Linked DNA regions of Homo sapiens: region 2 is linked to region 1. Evidence: chromatin loops called from intact Hi-C (ENCODE). Cell type or tissue: GM12878. All regions are shown on one strand.

Evidence for each region. Peaks named below come from ENCODE experiments on the same cell type or tissue, not always from the same donor. Only the 100,000 strongest peaks of a DNase experiment are listed, where the experiment ranks them.
Region 2: it touches region 1 in a loop (6-fold over the local background); 6 of 110 quality-filtered maps call a loop at or near these places.

What each region holds. Positions count from the first base shown.
Region 1 is chr15:92,160,284-92,162,783 of GRCh38, forward strand. It overlaps SLCO3A1 (solute carrier organic anion transporter family member 3A1), which reads left to right. Exons shown (of 10, transcript NM_013272.4): 10 at 2,473-2,500. Among named protein-coding and RNA genes, the nearest start is that of ST8SIA2, 230 kb to the right of the region's middle. In GM12878, no CTCF peak of the experiment used is centred here; a DNase peak (open chromatin) is centred at 948; H3K27ac peaks cover 1,244 bases.
Region 2 is chr15:92,101,126-92,103,625 of GRCh38, forward strand. The region is part of intron 3 of SLCO3A1 (solute carrier organic anion transporter family member 3A1); the gene reads left to right. Among named protein-coding and RNA genes, the nearest start is that of SLCO3A1, 250 kb to the left of the region's middle. In GM12878, no CTCF peak of the experiment used is centred here; DNase peaks (open chromatin) are centred at 836 and 1,106; H3K4me3 peaks cover 428 bases.

The DNA.
Region 1 (2,500 bases):
GGCTCCAGATCTTCATTTTTTACATAAATAACGTGGTGTGTGGCTTAGTTTCTATTATGCGGTTGCCATGGCAGTTCCTCCAGTTGGCTCTTTCAACTGGAGTGAAATGAAAAAAGGCACTTGTTAGGGGGCAGGGAAAACACACAGGGTTGGTGGGGAAGGGCTGAGACACCTGGGCAGCCTTTGGGATCACAGGGAATGCTACGAATATGCGCTTCCATTCGGCAGGACCACAGCCCAACCTGGCAGCTGGAAAGAAGGAAACAGGTTGTGTGGGATTTTGAGCTTGGAGCTTATTTATTAAATCGAGCTGCTTGGGAAGTTTAATGAGATTTCAACCAGAAATCTTCTCCGGGGCTTCTCTTTGGGGTATCAAGCAGCGGAGGTGAAGAGTTCCAAGGAGAAGTACAGAGGCACCTGGGCCGAGAGCCTGGAGCTCTGCCAAGCTCATTAGCACTCATAGGGTAGCAAAGCCCCGCTCTCACCCGATTCCAGGCATGTCATTAAAACCGGGGGAAGGGCTGCTTCCTTCATTAAGCCTTCCCTCTCTCCCCAACTGCCTTTGGAGGCCCCACAGAATGGAGGTGCTGCTGTGCTTATAATGCACATGCTGTTATTCCAGCAATCATGGATGGACTTCAGGGGCCTATGAACCCCCTGAGATACAGGTTTGATTTTATGGGTAGGTGCATTTTGCTGGGCTATGGGTCTAGATCTCATCAAAATCTCAGAGGGACCTTCCTTAATACAAAATGAAATTCAGATGCTCTAGGACTAGCTCTGCAAGGAACACTCCAGACAGAGGTATAGAGGCCCTGGGATCTCAGAGTTGGCCACACCTAGTTCCAGAGATCACTTCCTCCTCCTGCAGTCTGTCACTGAAGATGGTTGGCACTTTATTCTGGCCTCAAGGGGACAGTTTTTTTGAACAGTTAATTTGCATTAGTGACTCATCTGTCACTTTCCCATAGTACAGATGACACTCTCCCCCTTCACTCAGAATCACCTGGGAATGTGAAGGTGCTGAGGACTGTGCTGCACACCAAATGCTCTGATTTCAGTGGTCTGGGATGGGACACCCTGGATGATGATTGTCATGGGCAGCCAGGTCTGATAACTCGGATAACAGCAGGCAAAGAAACACAGAGAGGAACAGGGAACGGAAGTAAGGAAGGGGAACGGTTTTCATCTCATCTGCCATTTTTGGTGACTGGTTGTAGGTACCGGAAATGCTCTACCGTGAGGGTTTCAAAACTGGTTACCAACTCATTCTGAGCTGGGAATATTAAATATCCAGGGGAAGCGAAGTTGTCAGTATATATGCAGATATTTTCCATTTAAACTATATGTGTATACACACAGATGTACTCAAGTCCAATTTGTGGTGCCTGCACTCAAGAGCACAACAGCCCTAAAAGCCTCAAACAGAAGAACACCACACACAGTATGCCGGCGCTTTGCAGTTTCCTCTGTAGAACACCACACACAGTATGCCGGCGCTTTGCAGTTTCCTCTGTAGAACACCACACACAGTATGCCGGCGCTTTGCAGTTTCCTCTGTGGAACACCACACACAGTATGCCGGCGCTTTGCAGTTTCCTCTGTGGAACACCACACACAGTATGCCGGCGCTTTGCAGTTTCCTCTATGGAACACCACACACAGTATGCCGGCGCTGTGCAGTTTCCTCTATGAGACTACGCTGCTTTCACTGACACTAACTAAGAATGTTTCTCTTCAAGGAAGACCGTCTTGGCCTTCTCAGGCTCTCAGCAGAGGATGATGATGATAATAGCAGCTGTCATTCACTTTACATGGTAAAGTGACACAGTACACACTGTTCTAGATGCTTTTTTTTTTTTTTTTTTTTTTTTTGAGATGGAGTCTTGCTTTGTTGCCCAGGCTGAAGTGCAGTGGCACGATCTTGGCTCACTGCTACCTCTGCCTCCTGGGTTCAAGCAATTCTTCTGCCTCAGTCTCCCAAGTAGCTGGGACTGCAGATGTGCACCAACATGTACCACAGTGCAAATTCCAGGTTGTCTCTTTAGTAGAGACGGGGTTTCACCATGTTGGCCAGGCTGGTCTCAAACTCCTGATCTCAGGTGATCCACCTGCTTCAGCCTCCCAAAGTGCTGGAATTACAGGTGTGAGCCACCATGCCAGACTGATGCTTTCTATGTGTAAAGTTAGTCTTCACAGCCATCTGGTGAAGACTGTAGTATTATCATCATCCCCATTTTGCAGATGAGGAAACTAAGGCAGGAGGGCTTAAATAACTTGCTCAGATTTGTACCATAATAAAAAGGCAGAACTGGGACACAAACTCATGCGCTTTGCCTCCTGAGCATGTCTTTGAGCCACGGAGTCAGACATATTTGCCTAGCAGTGCTATAAGAAAAGCTAGGCAGAGACAGGAACAGGGGAGCACTGGCCACCAGATCCAGAACCTTAACATTCTTTTCCCGGTAACAGGCTTCATCCCTCCACCCCTCATCTTCGG
Region 2 (2,500 bases), 59 kb before region 1:
CTGAAACAGTGTCTGTAGAGCATTGACGGACAATTACCAACAGGTGGAGGGAGATTTTTCACCAAAACTAGCCAAAATACCTCATAAAAATTATATTTGTTAGCTGGGCACAGTGGTTCACACCTGTAATCTCAGCACTTTGGGAGGCCAACGCGGGTGGATCACCTGAGGTCAGGAGTTCAAGACCAGCCTGGCCAACATGGTGAAACCCCATCTCTACCAAAAGTACAAAAATTAGCCGGGCATGGTGGTGGGCACCTGTAATCTCAGCTACTTGAGAGGCTAAGGCAGGAGAATCGCTTGAACCCAGGAGGTGGAGGTTGCAGTAAGCCAAGATCACACCACTGCACTCCAGCCTGGCCGACAGAGCGAGATCCACCTCAAAAGAAAAAAAAAAATTAGTATTTGTTATAGAGATGGACAGAGGCAAGACATTTCTCAGACGGGTCCAACCAGTAGCCGTCTTCCCCAGATCAAACTCACCAAAGCCTCCCCCGCCCTCAGGGCAGCACACTCCACAGCTGAGCAGTTTCTCTCAGCATGTTATTTCTCTCTGCCACAGTGCTCCGGATAATTGAAATGGAGAAAAAAATCAATACTTCCCAAAATAGTCAGTGATGAGTGTCTTGGATCTACAGAATCCTGCTGTCCACCACCTTCACGCAGGCCCCGTCTCCTGTACTTGCCCGGGTGGCAGGCGGGCTTTGGTTCTGACACAGGTGACGTGCCCTTCCCCATCTTTCAAACTGTGAGCCAGCGTCAGCTTTCCCCAGACATACACATACCTACAGGAAGCAAGTTGACACGTTCACACAAACCACCACCTCCCCCATCGCCATCCCTCTCCCTGGGTTGTTTTCTCACACTTAGAACAACAGAGTCACTAACTTCCTAACTAAAATATGACTTTTCTAATTTTGTTCCCCCAAACAACTGCTAGGATTTCTCTCTCTTTACCCGCTCACATCTGCCAGCTTTTCAATTCCCCCTTTATGGAGCCTGGAGACAATGGAGGGAAATACTTCAGCTCCCTTTTGCTGTCTTTTGTTTTCATTCATTGCTTGGCAGCAGGTGAAGAAACACAGTAAGTGACTAGTGAAAATATTCCTGTTCAGCTACCAGAGGCAATTTCACTTCCTTGTGTCTTCCCTCATTTGCATAAAGATGCTTTCAAGATCACCTTGTGTTTTCCCATGCTGTACCCTTTTTTAAAAAGATCCCTATTTTGAGATTCTCATTTATATACATATATGTACATAAAAGTGAGAATAACAAGATCTCTCTCTATACAAAGAGCCTACTGTGCATCAGGTGATTCTTGCTCATTGCCTGTCATCCTTGCAACCACTCTAGGTTGAAGCTGTCTTTATTTTGCAAATGATGCAGCTAAGACTCAAGGAGGGTAAGTAATCTGCCCAGTGTCACATGCTAGTAAGTGGCAGAGCTGGGATTCGGCCCCCAAGTACTCCAGGCTTACACTGTCCCCTCTCCAGCATGTAGCTATGCAGAAACATCTGGTCCATTGTAGTGCTATTGTTGCGCTGGGTGTATGTCAGCATCTCCAGGACAGTGACTACCAGTGTTCCAAAGGCCACTTGCTACCTACTGGAAGAGCTGGTGGCCTTAGGCTCATGGCACAAAGAGCAGGAATTGATCATTCACCTCGGGCCCTACAGAGAGCCCAAAAACAGACATTGAAGAGGGGCAGTGGAACAGAAAGGTGAGAGCGTGGACCTTGGCATGTGTATACCTGTGTTCCGTTCTTCAGCCCCATGAACCTGGGCAACGAACCTAACCTTTCTAAGCCTCAGTTACTCCATCTATAGAAAACAGATAATAAAAGTCCTGCCTTGTAGAGTTATGGGGAAGGTTGGCTGGAACAGTTAAGAATGTGCTCTGCATAATGCCTGGTGCAGAGGAAGCCCTCAATAAACGATGGCTGGCCTTATCATTAATGCTAGCTGAGGAGTCTTCAGGGAGAACATTTTATGAGTGCTGAAGTGTTCATCTGGTGTGTGCGGTCATTACTCTTCCCAGAGCTGTCCATCCATCTGGTCCAGGCCTGCAGCCCTGTTGGTCTTACCTCATACACCATTGCCCAGATCTCCCCAGTTCTCCTTCCATGTTCCAGGGGCATGGTTTATTATCAAAGAGACATTTCTAAGCAGCTCACCTGGGAGCTGTGCTGTACAAGGCAGGTGTAAAGAGAGAGAAAGAAAAAAACTGTACCAAAGGGTAAGCTGAAGTTTATGTTCTTGTGACTTAGCTGGCACAATAAAAGAAATAGTGGTACAGTGCCACCAAACCATATGCATAGCCCCTTTAAGCACATGAGTTGACTGCAAAGCTTTGTATTAGAGAGCTGGTGCCAAACCACAGGCCACCAACAAAGTTGGCATTAATTAATTAATTAATGCATGGAAACAAAGGCCCCTCACCATAAATAACAGGCTACCATCATCTGGGTGCCCAAGCATGCGCCAGGCACTCTTCTGAGCAT